2 separate regions of the Homo sapiens genome follow, and region 2 is linked to region 1. Evidence: chromatin loops called from intact Hi-C (ENCODE). Cell type or tissue: endothelial cell of umbilical vein. All regions are shown on one strand. Each heading gives the region's core, and the rest is flanking DNA. Links, peaks and the distances in the headings are about the cores only.

Region 1 (10,185 bases), core at 1,182-9,181:
ACATTTATACCACACAGGAATCTTCTACCCCACATCCAGAACAATGAGAACTGTGGGCTCCGTAGACGCGAGAGGAGGCCGTTCTCTCAGAAGGGCAGCATCTGCCCTCTTTGTAGCCTGCGGGTCTTTTCATCTGTCTTCTGTTTTGGAAAACACAGGCTTCTGCTGGGAGGCCTGAGATCTACAAAAGAGAAAAGGATGACACAGGAGCTACAGACCTAGGTAAAATCCCAACTGATGTACCCTGGATTCATCTTTCAGCTTTAGAGAGAGAGCCTCCAGGGGAAGATAACGAGATTTTATCTGTGGGCTTCAACCTGGCTCTGGACAAAATGTGAAGTTTACTCACTAAATGTGGATCAAATTATTTCCCTCTGCCAGGCACTGCTTGGAGTGTGAGGAAGGGAGGAGAAACCCAACTGTCCTGTGTGACAGCTATTTTTTTTTCACTATTGTTTATTGTTTATTTTCTTTTTTTTCTTTTTCCTTTTTTTAATTATTATTATACTTTAAGTTTTAGGGTACATGTGCACAATGTGCAGGTTAGTTACATATGTATACATGTGCCATGCTGTCAGTGTGGCGACTCCTCAGGGATCTAGAACTAGAAATACCATTTGACCCGGCCATCCCATTACTGGGTATATACCCAAAGGACTAAAAAGCATGCTGCTATAAAGACACATGCACACATATGTTTATTGCGGCACTATTCACGATAGCTATTTTTATTCCTATTTTATGGATGACAAAACTGAGGTTAAACGCCTTGCCTGCACCATAAATAAATGCTAAGTATGTGAGATGATGTGTGTGCTGAGTAGCTGGATTTAATCATTCTACAGTGTATACATATATTGTGACATCACATTGTACCCCATAAAGATACACAATTACTATTTGTCCATTAAAAATGTAAAAATATAAATGCCTTGCTTCATTTGGTCTTAAAACCCAGGTCACTTGCCAGGGATTTGTGGTTTTGTCCTCTGCAAGGCCATAGGACCTCCCTGCTCCCCTTTGCCTGCTCTCTCCACTCCCACGCTGTTGACACCCCCGGGTAAATATATCTTAGTCCAAGAGAAGCAGTTTGGACCAGCTGCAGGCATCCCCTTCCCTCTCAGTATGTATTTTGAGGAGTAAAGGGTGGGGAGAGGCAGCCTGGGGGCAGGCTCTAAGCTCCCAGTGTGTGTTTTGAGGGGTCAGGAGTCGGGGGTCAGGTGTTGAGTAAGCACATTCTGCCATGTCTGCCTCAGGGCACAGATGGCTGCTTTTTTAGGTAAAGCAAGAGGGGAAACAGCTGACAGCAGAATTCTCTTTATTTTGATTCTTCTTTCTTCTGTGACTTAGTGTGTCTGAGACTGGCTGCAAATATGTTTCTCAGATAAAGTAAAATTTTCCTCTAATTTATCAGATAATGCACCATAATCCCTAGCCCACAAAGCTAAACGAGCGCCCCAAGAGTACACACTTAGGGCCAGGCGCGGTGGCTCACGCCTGTAATCCTAGCACTTTGGGAGGCCGAGGTGGGTGGATCGTCTGAAGTCAGGAGTTTGAGACCAGGCTGGCCAACATGGTGAAACCCCGTCTCTACTAAAAATACAAAAAAAAATTAGCTGGGCTTGGTGGCAGGTGCCTGTAATCCCAGCTACTAGGGAGGCTGAGGCAGGAGAATTGCTTGAACCCAGGAGGCGGAGGTTGCAGTGGGCTGAGATTGCACCATTGAACTCAAGCCTGGGTAACGAGAGCGAAGACTTCGTCTCAGAAAAAAAAAAAAAAAAGTACACATTTCTTCTGAGCTCTGGTTGCCAGGTGTCTGTATCAAACATTGAAAACCACTTTTGAGGCCAGGCATGGTGGCTCACGCTTGTAATCCCAGCACTTTGGGAGGCTGAGGCAGGTGGATCATGAGGTCAGGAGTTTGAGACCAGCCTGGCCAAGATGGTGAAACCCCATCTCTACTAGAAATGCAAAAAATTGGCCGGGCATGGTGGCACATGCCTATAGTCCCGGCTACTCCAGAGGCTGAGGCAGAGAATTGCTTAAAACCTGGAGGGGCAGAGGTTGCAGTGAGCTGAGATCCCACCACTGCACTCCAGCCTGGGTGACACAGCAAGACTCCGTCTCAAAAGAAAACCACTTTTGAGTATTATATTGTGAAAACATCAGACTTTGTATGTAGAATAAGTTTATATCATTTTGGCTGGTAAATATTTGTCAAGCATGTGAGGTATTTTTGTTGAAACCCTCTGGCTGGCTGATCTCTCCTTGCTACTCCTTCAGACACACCAGGGTTTAATGGCTGAAAACCTAAACACTGTGTCAAAGGCAGGTATGAAAGAAATGAGGAATTTAACCAGTCATAGCACCAAAGAGAAAAGACAGCTGAGGAGGGCTTTAGAAATCTTCCATCCAGCCTTTGTTGGACAGATGTGGAAACTGAGGCCAGAAGGGAAGTGGCAGAGTAACCTAGCTTGTGGAGGGCAGGGTCAGGCTGGGAACTAGGATGGTTGATGGCTGGTCCAGCCTAGCCTCTTTCAGGGAGCGCACGGTGAAGGGCTGCCTCTCAAGAGTTTATGTCTGTTAGGAGCAGAGAACACAAAAGTCCTGTGTTCCCTTCACCAGTCCTTTCTCCAGGCTAGAAAAATGATGATGTCAGAAGGATCTCATAAGCCCTGTGTGGAGATTTGGCATTCAGCTCCTCACTCTGCCCTAGAGAGGTTTTGTTATGCCAGACAGGGGCTCTGAACATCTCAGTCTGTCAGTGAGTGAGAAGCCTATTGGACTTGCTGGCTTCATCAGGCAAGGTGTGGAGAGATGTCAAGAGACCCCCCCCGGAGGATCCAAATCAATACTAGGCATGAAAACAAAGCTGGCTTTGACGCCCCCGAGTTAACAAAGGAAAGTTTCTTTGCTGCTTAGACAAGTTAGAACCACACAAAAATGGTTAAAAGTATTTTAGGATCTTTTCCCCCACCTCAGATAGTTTTGGCTTTGAGAAGAGATTTTTCCCATGGTGCAACTGGGCATACTTGGATCTATATGAGGAGGAAAAGTAAAATAAGGTAAATGAAGAGTTTGCCTTCTGTTGGTTGATAATCTACAAAGCTTCCACTCACCTTCTGTCCCAGCACCCAGGAGTCATATTCCTTTCTGACTGCCCACTGCTAGCAAATCAAGCCACTCTCCTGCACATCAGTCTTGATTCTGCAACTTTGCTTCCTTCACCCAAACTTATATGCACAATGTTCACACACTCCCTATTCCTTATTCCTTCAAGGCCTTGCTTGAAGTGCTTGAAGCTGGTTAACTAGCTAGATGCTGTATAAGTTTATAGTTTTGGATATAAATACTTTGCCCTCGGAGAGAGACTAATGCTCTGTGATTTTGGACAAGCCATTTAGTATCTTGGAGCTTCCATTTTTCTTATCAGTGAATAAGTGATGTTTGCTCTACCAATGCAAGAGAATTGTTGCAAGATTTAAAACCCATGTGAATTAATGAATGTAAAAAAGACCTTGGTCAAACTGTTGCATGCTTTATAATAAGTGAGATAGCATGATTAAATGCCTTAAAGAAGTCAATTTTCAAGGCTTATGTCTGGTTAAGGGGTAGAAAATTGTTGGTAGATAACCCCCCCTACTCCCAGATTCACCAGCAGAACTTACATTCCTCTGCCTGTGTCTGTTTTGCCCTACTCCTTTGTTTAACCCCTTCCTTGTCTTAGCTTTCTTCTAGAGAGGGGAAGGGGTGCCCCTGGTGACTTAACTTCTTATGCATATTACATTGAGGCAAATCTAAAATGAGCCTCTGCAGAAGGAGAACAAATGCCATCCCCTGGAGAAGGATCGGAATGCTTTGCTTTTTATTTCTTTCAGGGGTCTGAGTGTGTGCCGGATTGCATGGTCTAGGGAGGAGATGCTGAGTGCAACTTTTCCTGTTTCTCAGAATTGGTGCCTGGGGGCCCAAAAATGAGGATGAAAAGGCCCCAAATAACCCATGTTCTAAAGAGAGAAGCCAAAAAATGCACCAATTTCCCAGCTCAGCCTTCCTGGTCTGTGGCTGCCATCCCAGGTGTCATCCTCACTCTCCACCCTACCTTCTGGTTCATTGTTCATTGCTCTAAGGGATGAGAACACAAGGAGGGGAGAGAGTTATCACTACCGTGAACCTCAGGTGTGATGTGCTCCTGGAAAGAGGTGTTTCCTACTATCCCTGAAAAAAAAAAATACCGTTTGTATTTGTACCCACCCCCCACCATCGAGCTGTCAACCCCCCTCATTAAGACACTTGTACCAGGGAAAAGGAGTAATGGGAATAAAAGACAAGAGCAACTTGAGTCTTCATTTCATTGCTCACATCGCTCTGTCCTGCTGCTTTCTTCACCGAAGTACTGGGTTTCTATTCCAAACCAGCTACAATGAACAGTCTTCATTCGGAGTTGGGACTATGGTCTCAACATGGGACTACTGGGGACCCTCTAATAGCCTTGTCCTAGACACACATGACTTTGGCCACCTCAGTAGCAAGAGGGATCTGAAGGGATATGCTCGAGATCCCTGGAATCCTCAGAAATGTCTACAGGCAGGTGTCCTGGGGTCCTGCATAGAAGGGCACTGGCCAGGCCTTGAGTGAGCTCAGCGGGGCCTCTAGACTCACCTGAGATCACAGCCAGGTCGCTCTCCTGCTCTCCTGGTGCTGATTCCAGCTCCTTTCTGTTATTCTGTAGCCCTCAGGATTTGGGTGTCCTTCGGACTGTCCTGTTGGGAACCCTTCCTCACAGTCCTCACATCGACTGAGCAGACTGAGCGGGCACCACGTCTGGCTCCTTTGCTTATGCTCAGCTACTGGATTGCAGTCCCAGAAACGCCACCTTGACAAGGTTAGCCTGCAATGCGTGAGGCGAAGGAAGGCCACAAGGTGGCAGCAGAGGATTACCCACTTGCTAGTGGAGTCGGGAGGCTCTATGGGGGTGGGGAAATGGAGTTTCCTTACCACAGAGCGGGTTGGAAAGCAAGTGAACCAACATTTTAGAGGACTAAGAGATCAATAGGAACAGGTGCAGAAAGATTCCAGGAGGGTGTTGAGGTAGGGCTTGAATAGAAAGACTAATAATCATGTATTAAATGTTTATTATGAAGCTGGCAATGCTTCATAAGTGTAAGCACTTACACATTACATGATCCATTTCTTAGAACAACCCTGCAATTATTCCTATTCTACTTGTGAGAAAATAGAGGCTCAGATTAATTGAGTTACTGGCCCAAGTTCACATAGCTATTAATTGATGGAATTAGGAATAAAAACCAGGTCTGACAGACTGTAAAGCCCGGGTTTTGAACTTCTATGTTAAACAGTGCAAACATCAGGATAGACTAGTGGTTCTCAAAGCGTGGTCCTGGAACCCCCTGGGATTCGCATCACCTGGTGACTTGTTATAGTGCACATTCTTGGCCAGGCGCAGTGACTCACACTTGTGATTCCAGCATTTTGGGAGGCCGAGGTGGGCAAATGACTTGAGGTCAGGAGTTTGAGACAGGCCTGGCCAATATGGTGAAACCCCGTCTCTACTAAAAACACAAAAATTAGCTGGGCATGGTGGCACATGCCTGTAGTATCAGCTACATGGGAGGCTGAAGCAGGAGAATTGCTTGAACCCAGAAGGCAGAGGTTGTCGTGAGCTGAGATTCTGCCACTGCACTCCAGCCTGGGCAATAGAGTGAGACTCCATCTTTTAAAAAAATATATAATAATAATAAAAAAATGCAAATTCTCAAACCTACTGAATCAGAAACCCTGGGGTGGGGCTCAGCAATCTGTGTGAGTGTGTGTGTGTGCGTGTGTGTGTGTTTTAATTTTAAATATATATTTTAGTACAGGCAGGGTCTTGCTATGTTGCCCAGGCTGGTTCCCAACTCCTGGCTTGAAGTGATCCACCTCGGCCTTCGAAAGTGCTGGAATTACAGATGTGAACCACCCTTCCTGGCCCCAATCTGTGCTTTAAAAGCCCTCTGCCAGGATTCTGATGCTGCTCCAGTTTGAGAAGCACTGGGATAGATAATATTCCAGCCTGTCAAGTGCTGAGCTGTGGATTTGCCTATGAGCATTGCCTGTCATGGTGCAGTCACCTCTGATGGAGCTGGAACTGCCCCACCCTTGACATTGACATTAGGCCAGCTGCTCCCAAAGGTAAGGAAGTGGTTCACTCCAATTCTACCCCTTACCTGCTGACATTTTTCTCCCTCTTTAGCTGTAGGTGGGGGAGAACAGTCTTTGTGGAACTCAGAACTGGAAATTTTCTCTTCATTAACATGACAAACAGGCTACCTCTATCAAGGACAGCCCGGTGAGACTGGCCTGGAATTTAGAATCTCCTTATAAATAAAGTCTCAGCTTTAAGCATTAATGAAAGACGTGAGATCTTTATGGTGCCATTCATTTCTGATCTTGCCAATTTGGTAGCTAAAGAGTGACTGCTATCTTTTTCCAAGCCACTAATTATGCAACTCTGTCCTGATGTGTGCTAGTTCAGGTTCTTAGCAAAAATTGTTATTCCTGTAAAAATATAACATTTAAGACTGGAAGGAAAGACTCCATATAATTAATCTTTGTATTTTAGCTAAGAATTTTGGAGTGATTTTAAGTTGCTTCTTTGTGCTTTAAGAAACTTTTGTTTTTAACTTTGAAGTGTGTACACATTTTTCAATAAGAGAAGAAAATAATGCTGTTTTATAAGCAAGTCTTTTATTCTGTGAGATGAACCCATCAGAATGAAAGTTATGTGCCTGAAATTCCTGATGATTTGACAAGGGAAGACTGAAGCTTTTGTATAGCCATTTAAAGAAAAAGAAAACTCATTAATTTTCAGCTTATTCATTTGATATTTGTGCTTATATCCATAGGAGATAGGTGGTATTTTTTTGTTTGTTTTTTTTACTGAGGTTACAAAAGGATATTAAGAACAAGGCAATGTTTAGGAGAGCAGATTGTTTAAACGGAGTTTGAACTACCTTTGACATTCTCATGTGTATGCTAACACTGATGTGCTTATTACAAATTTTTTCTTATATATTCATTCAATTCATTCATCGGATTATAGATGGTGTCTCTCTACATTAACACCTATCTGTAGCTTTAAAATCAGACTGTGGGATATATTAGTATACCCAGTAAGCTCTAATCATTTGTGACTGTTTATTCAGACACATACAGAAATGACACATTCAGGAATCCTCTTTCTAGGGTGAATCCCAGAACACCTCTAATGGCTTGGATATCTGAGGTTGCAGATATGAAGCAACAAGATGTGTTTAAGTGATCATCTCTCACAGGATGGGCTTTTGGATACTTCAAAAATGTATGGAAGCCAAGTAGCCTTGGGGAGGTAAAGACCTCTCAAGGTGAACTCCTCATTAGCAAAGGACCCTTCTGATGTAGAGAAACCAAGACCTCTGGGTGCCCCTCAAAGGCAAGCTGGTTCTCAGACTCCATCAGATCTCAGATAAGCTTCTGAGGACAGGGGGCCACAGCAGCAGCAGTAGTGGCACATGCCAGCTGACCCCCATGGACTGAGCTGCAGAGGACCCGCCGGCCTTGCTAGAAAGGAAAGTGACTCTTCTGAAGCAGGGGGGACTGAGCAGGAGCACCACCTGGCAGAGCCCCTCCTCTACAGGGCTCCATGCAGACAGGCCTGAGAATGAAAGATGTGTATTATGCATATTATCTCATTTATACATTTGTCCCTTGCTTGTCTTCCCCATTAGAATTGTTAAAAAGGAAAAATCTCAAGTTTAAATTTATCAGAGTTTCTATGAGCAAAAAAACCCAAAAAACAACAACAAAAATGATTAGTGAAGTGAATCTGGCAGCCCCCAGAACCAGAACAGGGTCAAAGAGCTTCTGTGTGCTACATGATCAGACAGCAGCATTTATGGACAGAAAAGGGAAGTGAGGTAAAAAGAACAACTTAGTTATAGCTCAGCATTTTGTCTTACTTGAATCAGCTGACCACCTACCATTGACTGAAGTTCAGCTGTTTGTTACATGAGTATACTTCTAAATTAATTTGTTTCATTTAGCATGAATTACCACATATTGGTTTGAGCTGTTGGGCTAGGAACCCAGTGCAAATCAATGGCATGCTACAAATTTTATTTTTATTATTATTTTTAGAGATGGGGTCTCACTGTATTGCCCGGCTGGTCTCAAACTCCTGAACTCAAGTGATCCTCCCACCTGGGCCTCCCAAAGTGTTGGGATTACAGGTGTGAGCCACTGTGCCTGATTAAATTGTATTTTAATAGAATAGAAACTTCCTAAAAGCCAGACCTTGTCTGTCAACTTCAAGGTGTATCCTCAGCATCTAAAACATAGTAGACAATAAATATGCAGTGTATGAATATGTGAAGGCTCCTGTAAACTCTGAGTTTATGGTATTCATTGACACTTTCGTTAAATTATGGTATTTTTCTAATTCCAGCAATTCTTTGCTTTTCAGCAATTGCACGTAAGAACTTCAGTAACCAAAGTGCCAGTAGGTAACCCTGAAGATGATGCTGAGAAATAGTTTTCTTGACACAAAAACCCTGTGGACTCTTGACATCTAAGAACTTTAAGACAGTGGTTTTCACACTTATTTCTGCAGCAACAGAGCCCTTTCTTTTCCAGAAACCTGAGGCAGAGACCCACGATATAAACAAGACAAAAACAGAGATGCTCAGGTTCAAGCCGTGATATGTGGCTCTGAGCCTGACCTGCTCAGACCTCGCCCTCCTTCCTTTCCTCCAAGAAATCCCAGAACACTTTCCTGCAACAGTAGGATAGTGCTTCTCACCCTTGGCTGCACATTTGTCTCCTGGAAAAGCATAATTTCAGCACAGGAGATCAAGCACACAAGCTCTGGCTGTGATATATGCTAAAATAAAATGTCCAGATAGAGTTTGAAATTAACCCCATACTATGCTCTACGGAAGTCACTTCTGAATTGTATATTATCAATCCTAGCACAGCAATTCTCAATCCTAGATGCTCACTGAAGTCACCTGGCGAGCATTAACAATTACTGATGCCGGGACTAACTCTGTCCCATTCCCCCAGATTCTGATTTAATTTGTCCTCTGTGTAATCTGGGTGTCTGGGATTTTAAAGCTTTATGGGCCTCTTACAAACACTCTACCCCATGCTGGTGGGGAATAAGCAAACTACGACAGAAGCAGGCGGAGGGCATTCTGCCGTATGTTGTAGGTAGCTGTCTGTCTTCTGTTATCATTGCTATAAGTGATCCTGAGGGCAGGGAGTGTGTGTTATTCATTTCTTTATACTTTGTTTAGGACTGTCTGTTACTGCAGTCCCTCAGGAAAAGCATATGCCTTTCATTAGCTGAGTGATTGCAAGCAACTTCACCTTTCTAATCCTCAATTTCCTCATCTGCAAAATAACAAAGTAATGGTATCTACCTTGTATAGTTTATGTAAGGATTAAATAAAATATGAAAATGGTTTAACAGTGTATCTGATACGTTATAAGTGCTCATTAAATGCTTTAAAGATACTGTTCTTCCTATTAGCTATTTATACCAGAACTAAGAGTTTCCGCCTTATATTGTAAGGGAGGTAAGACTTGGTCAGGTGAAGTTAAGATTAAGTTTATGAAACTTGTTTCTCATAAAGAGGGTTATATCTTAAAATGATAAACAGGTTTAAAGAATATTTAAGCAAATATTTATGTATAGCATTCATAGCAACTGGATTTTAGGGAAGTTAAGTATTCTTATTCCTAATGATTTGACTTAGATGGAGGGCAATTTTCACTTCTCAGAATCCACACCAGGCTATACCTTTAGAGAGAGGCTCCTGGATTAGATATGCCCAGTATGGAATTTCTTATGTCCCTAGGAATTAGAAGGCTTCATGTGAACAGATGTAGCTTTGGGATTTTGTAACTTTATGAATAAAATTTCAGATGAGGACTAATATCCTGTGGTCTACACGTATCCATCTGTTTTACGCAGTATTGTTTGTCACTGGATATTGATTTACTCCTTTCTTTGTCCAGCATGGAGAATTAGAATATGTGTTAACTTGCGGAAATCACTGATTGCTGAATTTGCAGCACAGTCAGGAAATAAGCAGGTTTTAAGTGGTGAGTAACACAGTGCTTTGGAGGAGTGTAAATTAACAGCTTTAT
Region 2 (10,185 bases), core at 681-8,680, 1.1 Mb after region 1:
AACATACCATGAGAATAGTCACAGTTTGCCTATGGAGAATTCCTAGAGTTACATGTGGAACTCCCGCGGAAGCACCCAGAAAATTATTTATTGATATAACCATTTAATTCAACATTGCAGGAGGAAATAATAATATTGTTCCTAGAAATACACCCCTAAGATGCAAACATTTGAAATTCTACTTGAGCATTTAGCTAGGGTTTTTGAGAGAGTAAACAATAGCATAAATATACAGAGAGCTTATAACCAAGTTTTGGAAATATCAGTAACATGCAAAATAGTTACGTAAAGCTGCCCATTTGAATAAACCAACCACCAGGTACAAACTTTGAGTGCTAGCCAGGTTTGCTTCAATTAAAATTATGAAATCATTAAACTCAACCTGCCCCAACACACACATAATCATGGTAGTAGCAGAAGAAGATCTAGGAAGTATATGGTGTGAAATGGATCTATTCATTATAGGAACATATTAAGAAGAAAGGATAAGAAATAAAAAAAAAAGAATGCTGTATTTCAGGGAGTTGGAACTGACCTAAACCAGTTTGGCCATACAAAATTATAAGGGATTTTTTGGTAGACTTTTGGAGCCACTGAATACTTCAAGATAAATTGTAGTTAGTTAATCCACCACACTCTAATCCTTCTAAGGTAATAAAATCCAATATCAAACTACAATATATCCCTCACATTTATTAGAGAAATAATTACCTTGTAAAACTTCCCAGCACAATTATATAACATGCCCTCTAGATTAGATGACACACCAGCTTTCTGTCTTGTAAATATTCTGATGTGGCATTAAACATTTATTAAAATAAAACACAACACTATTATAGAGATAGGATTAAATATGCTAATACTATGGAAAAGGTAGGCAATCTAAAACTTCCAAATCTGACCAGACACAGGGCCATTTCACTACAGCACATCCAACTCAGTCTAGCAGAGTATCTCTAAACTATTCTTGCTCATCTACATGTCTTGAAAGACATTCATTTCACTAAAGAGGGATTATATACGTCACCCACAGTAGTTATAAACATGTGTCTACTTTCACCAATGAAAATCCATTTTTAATATTTATTATGACAATTAGCAAAGATCTGGTTTAGATAAGAATTAGGTCTATCTGAAGTTTGTGTATTCACCACCCCAGTAGTCACCATCCCAGCTGGCCACTGCTCACCACTTTCCATCTAATTCTATGCTTGGTAGATGGAACAATGAACAAAAGCCTTGAAATTTATTATGAAATGCAGAAGCATGCTGGGTATTTGCTTTTATTTTATGATAACCCTGGAGTGAAATAGTGAGTGTTGATTTTTAATCAGGTACAGTTAGGACAACAGATTGGGAGATGACTGCCTTTAAAAAGATAATTTGGTACTCACAGTTGACAAAAGGAAGGTGCATTCCAAGCCGTGCAGAGCCACATGCGGTGACCAAGGTGAGTCAAGAGACAAAAGTGCTGAGAAGAATGTATACTCTGTTGTTTTGGGGTGGAGAGTTCTGTAGATGTCTATTAGGTCCGCTTGGTGCAGAGCTGAGTTTAATTCCTGGACATCCTTGCTAACTTTCTGTCTCGTTGATCTGTCTAATGTTGACAGTGGGGTGTTAAAGTCTCCCATTATTATTGTGTAGGAGTCTAAGCTGGAAACCATCATTCTGAGCAAACTATCGCAAGGATAGAAAACCAAACACCGCATGTTCTCACTCATAGGTGGGAATTGAACAATGAGAACACTTGGACACAGGGTGGGGAACATCACACACCGGGCCCTGCCAGGGGGTGGGGGAACGGGGGAGGGATAGCATTAGGAGATGTACCTAATGTAAATGACGAGTTAATGGGTGCAGCACACCAACATGGCACATGTATACATAGGTAATAAACCTGCATGTTGTGCACATGTACCCTAGAACTTAAAGTAAAATAAAAAATAAAAATAAATAAATAAAAGAAAAAAGAGAGAGAAAAGAGAGAGAAAAGAGAGAGAAAAGTGAGAAAAAAATATGGAATGTGGGCAGGAGCCTTTATTGTGATTTCTGTCTCAGTAGGTTCAAGATCTGATAATTTTAATAATTTCAGTATGTTTTGGAGCACCAGGGTTGTCCCTAGTTGTCTGGTACTGGCCCTTGGGTGATTAGGGCAGGGGAATAGTGACCCTGAGGGTGTAAGCCTGATTAAAGGAAGTGGTGGGAATGTGGGCTAGTTGGTTAGTTTGTATATGAAAGTCACCCTTGCAGGCCAGTGAGTCCTTTACTGTCTCTAGGAATTGGCTAGGCCTTGTTGGACAGTGTCTCTAGGATCAGCAAGGCCTCAGATGTCAAAGCGTCAGAAATATAAAAAATAGGAAGTCATCATTTATGCGTTGTAATGTTGGATTAAATGCTTCTGAATTCTCTAACAAGAGAAACTGACCATACACTATTTAGCTTAAACTAACCAACCAATACATACTGTAACATTGACAAGGCTGAAGTGTTTTTGAAGTAAAAGACATGGTGTATAGTAGCAGCTTCATTAACTTCACATTTTAATCTGGGTCCTCTTCATCATTTTTTTACTTTACTCAAAATACACACACACACCAGTCCAAATATTTTAACATATATAATTTTATATGTGTGGGTGTACACATCCATAATGAAATGATGTACAATTAGCAGTCTTGTAATATTTACTTAAGGAATAAATGAACATTTCTTATTTTAAATGTCAGAAGAGAGACCAATAAACAATAATGTATCAAATAGTATCACAATTATCTGAATACTCTGCTTTGTTTCAGAATGGCATATTGGAAAAATACACATTATTGGCATTTAGTTTATTGGAATATCTAATCTTACATTTTAGCTCAGTTTTTTTTTTCTGAATAAACTTGTTCTCTAAAAGTCTCAACATTTTCCCATTAGCATTTAGAAAATTCTAGATTTGTAATCGTGTGTGCAGTAGATTCAGTGAAGCCTAGAATTGGTCTTATTTGAAAAGCACATTACACTGGGCTTTGAGTACTGTTAAAATGGAGGGGTAGAAGTATATCTGAAGCAATTACCAGAAATCTAAGGTAAAAGTTAGAACAAAGTCATCGAGAATTCCAGAGAATTATATGGAAAGTATTATGCAGAAATTAAATACCAAGAAAGAATAGTCAGTCTAATTCAGGTCAGTGCTCATGGTATTAAAAGAGAGATTGAGAAAGAGTCAAGAAGACTTTTTAGTGCATTGAGCTCTGTCTCAGTCAGTTTTTAAATGAGTTTTACTGAGGGTTTGGAACCTAAGACTAAGCAAACACTATCCCAAGTGACTGCTGCTCACCACAGTCCAACCAATTCTATGCCTGACAGATGGGGAGGGGGCACATGGAAAGCCTCATTCTCAAATTCAGAAAAAAATATTCATTACCAAATCCAGAAGCATGCTGAGTAATTGCTTTTATTTGATGCTCAATACAATAAAAATAAATTTGCTTGTTTAAATTAATGAAAATTGAAAAAGAAAACCCAGATAGAGTACTTTGTCCTAAGAAAAAGGTATTTGACATTTTGCTCAGCAACACAGGTTTAATTATGTTAGCTAACATAAGAGGTGAAATTGGGGACTAAGGTCTTATGTTGAATTAATATTGATTGACTCAAGAACATGTCCTTAAATTGAAGAAAAGAAATAACTTGACCTTTGAAGCCATTAAAGTTATAAAGCTTCCTTTAAAAATATAATTTTCTCTTGGAGAAGTTTGATTGATCACTTTAAAGGAGGCTGTCAGCAAATGTTATAATTTTCCAATAATTTGGACAGGGCTCATCTAAAAATGGAGATTGCTGTTCAGACAAAAGTGGAGGAAACATTATTTGCAACTGCAGGTAGGGGAAAGGAGTAATTTCCAATTTATATGCAAAACAACAAATATGTATAATCCATTCCTCTGGCTCAGTTAGTTAAAAAATAAGAGAGTGAGAGAAACTCACTTAGCAACACTATTTTCTAAGCATAATATTCATGTTTCCAAATGGAGCCAACTAATCGGCCACATCAGCAGTTTGCCAGCCTAGCAAGTCACACATGAGCTGTGCATGGCCCTGACTACAAAGCATACAAACCAAAGCTTATGGAAGACAATAAACATGGGATTTTGGAATATATTCCTGAATATCTCCTTGGAGACTTACTAGACCTAGGGCTAAACCTGTTAGTGGATTCACAATAAAGGAGAATGTCAATTTATAGTTGCACTTTCTCTTGTATTTCTAGAAGAATAATAAGTATTATTTTCTTAACTATTAATTCTCATTAAAGTTTTCTGTGTCTTAATTCTTGTTCAAGTTCATTTTCTGCCTCTCTCTCACACACACACACACACACTAAACATTAAGTTTATACTTAAACTTAATATATAAATTAAATAATTGGAGGAAATCTGGAGCTCTACTATGCATACAGTTGAAAAACGGTAGTACAATGTGTCAACATTTAATCACATGCAAACATCCTGCAGTTTGAATTATTGCAGAAAGAGGGCAGTCTTACATTTTAATGCAAAATCAAGATGTGCATTTAGCTATACTGTGGTCAACTGTAAAAAGAAAGGAAAACTGCAGTCAGAAAAATAAAAGTTCTGGCTAAATAGGATCCAGGACTAGCCCTATTGGTATAATAAATCTGAATTTTCTGTTTAAGTACAGGTGGCTTTTAGTCTTCAGAGCTAAAGCAAAATCAATATGTGTTTCATTCTGCCTACTCTCCTACCTCCACTATATGACCTTATTTTCTATTTCACAAAGAAATAGAAAACATCAAAGTTAGTTTTCCATTACCACACCTAAATCTGTGACTATATCCTTACACTGTCTTCAACGCTCAGAGCAGGTTTGTTACTGTTCTTCAAGGATTATCCCTCCCACTTTGTTCTTCATTTTATTCCCTACCCTCCTCTCCTTTCTCCACAATCCTCACACATCCTTTCAACCAAGACTGGTGTTATCTACCTATCATGCTTCTGTGTTTTCCATATTGTCATTTCTTTCTGTCTCTACTTGGTACTTATACACTTTAAATCCATTAACACTTAATACAAAAAAGAAAAAAGAATCCTTGCACCCCTAAAATAACATCTATTTTTCTCATTACCGATCCACTCAAACACATTATTTTTGGAGGAATACTCATGTGACAAAATTGTGTTATTTTGGTGGGCTCACTGAAGAATAATGCATCATGTCAAGCTCACACCCTGGCCACAGATATAGACATGAGACAAATAACTACAGTATGTAGAAGAGTCATAAAGGGAAAATTGCTGAGATGATGGAGGCACTTAACAGAAGACTTACTATATCTTTCAAAACCAAGCTCTACCTCCTCATCTCACAACCCATTTGCTTTCAAGCTACTAACTCCCGTCTACATACAGGACTCCACTAAATCTTCACTTGCCTCCAGTAAGCATGACCTTATAATTGATACATACAATGATCTTTTGACCTGCTCATAAAACTTCTTGAAATTCTCTCCTCTGCTAACTTGCATCACATCCCTTTAATCAGCCTTTCTGATGTGAGAGTGATGTGGCTATTACACATGATAGCCTAGGTAACAAGTTGCTTCGTGACGTTTATCTATATCTAATGTTCCCTAGATCTTTAAACCTCAGTATATTCTATGATATTTTATGTGAAACATGTTATCTTTCCATTCAAGCTTATTTTTCCTTCTACATTTTTATTTCTTGTGTGTCACTAACATTTATATTGTTGCCCAACCTAGAACCCATGAATTTTTCCAGACATCTTCCTTCACTGCAACCTGCAACTTTCGTCAGGTACTAAGTCTAGCAAGCTCTATCTCCATGAAATTTATCATGATGTCAGCTCGTCCATTTCTAATGGAGCATTCAATGATATTTGAAATATCTTTGAAGTTTATTATGCAACATAAGGATATGTAAATATGTATAAATATGTGGAAGTATGCATAAATTCATTAAAACTATAAATTATAAAATATATAAAAGTTTTTATATATTTTACATATATATGTGTGTTTCTGAGTGCAAGCGTGTGTCTCCATTAATACAGCCAATGTGGTACAGAAATACGTACACAAATAATTTCAATTGGACTTATTTTTTTATGCCAAAATGTAAACCAAAATGGAGTGGGGAATTCTGTATGTCAGGCGTTTTATGTGCTTTGACACACACCAAAATGTAGAAAGATACATATGTTTAAATATTCCTTCTCAGTGAAGGCTTGCCCATCCACTTCATTTATAACTTCAAAACATTCCATTTCTTAACTGAAGCCTGGTGGGTCTCTCCACTTTTATTTTCATCACAGTACTCATCAGTAACCAACACATTATAAATTGTTCTTATTACTTTTTATGTATGTCTATTCTATCATAGAAATATAATTTTCTATTATAGAAATTTTAAAAATATTTGTACATGCAACAACTAAAACAGTATATAGAAGGTATATAACAAATATAAGTTGAACATATCCTTTTACACTGATGGATGATAATGCCTTTAATAAAATACTATTTATGAAATGCTTAATATGTGCCAGGTATGCCATAACCTTATTCAATTTTTACAAAAATATTTAAAGTGATATTATCCACATTTTCAACATATGAGATATTGATATTTTGTAGGTTGTTTGTATTTCTTTCTTTTTTGAAGCTTATTTTTTAGAGATGAGTTCTTGCTATGTTACCCAAGTTTAACTCAAACTCCGGGGCTCAAGAGATCCTCCCACCTCAGCTTCTGAGGCACTGAGACTACAGGCATGAGCTACTGTGCCCCATTAAGATTTAGTGAGTTTGAATTATTTGCCTAAGATCCCATTATAGGGAAATATGGATTTATACTCATCTACGTAATGTGAAAATTCATGTTTTTAGCTACTAAATAATTTCAGCTTCAAGTAGTAAGGACCACATGAGTGTTTTCATCCTTGTTAGAGTTGCATATGCCACTAAACCTGCTGATATCTACATTAGAGGATTCCTGCTAGAAGTAAGTAGATTACTGAGCCATATAAGTGAAAAAAAATTAAATCTAAAAATGAATAAGACAATCCAGAACATATAAGTATAATTTTAACTAATTTATTTGTCATAATACATTAATCATGACAGTTGACACTTTAGGCTAATAAAAATTTTCATTCATATTTCTATAGTTTATAGCACCTGATTTAACAAAAGAAAAACAATTGTGAAATTCTCTTTTTCACTTACTTTATTTTGATTAGTCCAGGAACTGTCGTAGGATTATATTTCTTTTATTTCTGAGACAATTAGAGAATAATCATTTGTATTCTTTCCATTAAAGGCACTTATTTTATTTGACCCTTTTCTTACACTTTATAGTTTTGCTTTATATTTGGAAGAAGTCTGTTTAAATCACAGAACATAAAGATTTAAAACAAAACAAGAAAGGAAGAATGAGGAATCTCACTATTGCAAAGACATTGCAGGGCATATCTGTATAGCCATTATTCTTAATGTTTGGTACCAGTTCGGTATTTTTTTAGTTGAAATAGTTTTTTGAAATATTTTCTTTGTAACTAAACTAGATGTTCGAATCAATTAATTATGAAATGGTAATAAATTTCTAGTTATTTAGGATGAGGAGCTATGGACATTTCTAGACTAATATATCACTATTATTTCTAGCCATAGTATAGTGGAGCATTAAATACAATTGTAGGTCATTTTGGGCATATCACATCTTTAAATCAAATTGTGGAGTCATTATTGACTAGCTAAGTGATAATAATTAAATGAGTTAACTTGTATTAGTAATTTTTTCTTTTTGAAAATAAAATTGTTTAATGCATAATTATATTGGGATTTGAGTAGAAAGAACCCAGTACAACAGCCAAAAATTTTAGTGATTAATATTATCATCATCATCATCACTATAGCAATGTTTTATCCCACAAACTAATGTGTTTTGGAAATATGTCTGGACTTAGGCATTATACTAACTTAATTTAGCCCTGTACTTTGTCTCCAATGTGATGTGTATTCTGCTAATTGGTATAAAGAAAATTTCAGCTGGGTATGGTTGCTCAGGCCTGTAATCCCAGCACTTTGTGAGGCTGAGGTGGGAGGATCACTTGAGCCCAGGAGTTTGAGACCATCTTGAGCAACGTAGTGAGTCCCTATCTCCAGAAAAAATTTGAAAAATAGCCAGGCACAACAACACATGCCTGTAGTCCCAGCTACTTTGGAAGGCTGAGGCTAGGAGGTCAATGCTTTGGTGAGCCATTATTGTACCACTGCACTCCAGCCTGGGTGACAGAGTGAGACCCTCTCAAAAAAAAAAAAAAAAAAGAAAAGAAAAGAAAGTGCTAAATAAAATAAATAAAAGAAAATTTAAGCTGTACTGTTTTTATGCAAGTATAGAGCCTTTGCTATGTTTCTCAAAATCGATGATTAAAGAGGAAGAAACAATCTTGTGTCTCAAAGGTGTATACTGCTGGAGATGAGGCTTTAGAAACGTCTAATTTAAGTCACATTTCCCCCCTGCACAATAGATTCCTAAAATAGTATTACTTTACTAGAATAATAAGTAACCCAGGAAGAAGAACTAATAAATATCCCTTATGTACTGTTACTTTACTGGTGTGATTTGGAGAGCTCACCATGGTATGTGAGTGTTATCATCAGCAGACAGCATTTCATTAGTGTGTGGTCAATGGCGGTCTCAGAATGGCAGATGACTATGATAAAGACTGATAAGGGCAATGAGTCCAAATTTTTTTAGCTTTCATGTACTGGTCCCATAGTGATGGTTCCAGGGAGCCTCAGCTTGCAAGATAGCACCCAGAGGCCAACAGAAGAACCGACATGAGCCAAAGCTGTGGGTATGAACTGTGAAGTGTGCATCTGTGGGTGAATATTTTGGTATCAACAGACTATAGCTGTGTTGGTTATAAGTGGGAAACAAGACTGCAAAACATACTGTATTTGGTTTTTAAAATGGCTGAAATAATTGTGATTATCATTGAATGGCACCTTGTATTATTACTTGCCCATGGGATACTGACTAGAGAGAAGGAGTTAGGAGACTGAGCACCCAGGTGTGGAGTATGAGGCTGGGCCAGGTTAGAAAGAGATTAGAAAAACATTCAGAGCTATTATAGGAGATGGAAGTCACTGAGTACTTTTAAACTTAGTTATGAAACATGCAAATGTTAATTAGAAAGTCAAGTCTGTCAGCGATACTCAGTTAATTAGTTCACCTACATATTTATTTATTCAATGGATCCAGTAGAGTTCTGTTCTCAAGGCATGAGAGCAGATAGGATAAAATCTTTAACCTTCACTTTATCCTCCAGGCAGGGTAAGTATTGCAGCTATTTCTCAATTCTGGCTGATCAAGCATAGCTCAATCTCCTGAGATTCTGCTGTGGTGGTACTAGAGTAGAGCCAGGAATCATCAGTATGTCAAAAATGTTCCAAATGTGGGCCAGAGAAACACTAGTATCAAATTATCAGTCTCTAATCTCTGTGGAACTGAATGCACTTGGATGCAAAGACCTTAATGGCCCTTGTCTTTAAACCCATATCCTTCCCTTTCACTGTGCACATATAGGCGCAGGTACTGGGGTTGATTTAGGTTTAATTTGAGCAATGACACTGGCCAACAAAATTGAACCAGGTTAATATTAATGCTGTTTCTACTTCTACATAGAGCCCTAGTTTTAAGTACCTTCAAACTTCAGACTGTATAGCACTGGATTATGTTTCTGACAGGGAAAGTCATTCAATAAATTCATTTACCTAGTAATTTATTTATTTAACACATCCAGTGGATTTCTGTTCTGCACACTGTGCCTCAAAGGTCACATTTGTACAACAGAGATGATCCATCCAAAAGACCACCTCTCTATTTCTGTGATATCAAATATTAAAGATTTCTTTAACACAATGCCTAGGGTAGGGTATATTTTCTAAAGTATCAGCTAATAATAATAATAGTAGTAGTAGTAATAACAATAAAGATTTTATGTTTCTTGTGATTGAGTAAAAATATTTTATATCTGAATTTGAACAATTGAGTTATTGCCTTGATTCTCAAATGATTGAGTCTCTATTTTGTTACCTTGCATGGTTTCTCTGAACCTGTGAAATTATCTTGTTTTTACAAGAATTCTCCAGGT

The links. Hi-C counts contacts between places; a loop is a spot of excess contacts. Peaks named below come from ENCODE experiments on the same cell type or tissue, not always from the same donor. Only the 100,000 strongest peaks of a DNase experiment are listed, where the experiment ranks them.
Region 2: it touches region 1 in a loop (11-fold over the local background); 2 of 110 quality-filtered maps call a loop at or near these places.

What each region holds. Positions count from the first base shown.
Region 1 is chr2:84,309,734-84,319,918 of GRCh38, reverse strand. All of the region lies in intron 1 of LOC107985905 (a long non-coding RNA gene), which reads left to right. Among named protein-coding and RNA genes, the nearest start is that of SUCLG1, 140 kb to the left of the region's middle. In endothelial cell of umbilical vein, for the core only: a CTCF peak has its summit at 4,913 (motif pointing right); a DNase peak (open chromatin) is centred at 4,918.
Region 2 is chr2:83,190,770-83,200,954 of GRCh38, reverse strand. No RefSeq gene overlaps it. Among named protein-coding and RNA genes, the nearest start is that of LINC01809, 330 kb to the left of the region's middle. In endothelial cell of umbilical vein, for the core only: a CTCF peak has its summit at 4,525; a DNase peak (open chromatin) is centred at 4,544; H3K27ac peaks cover 391 bases.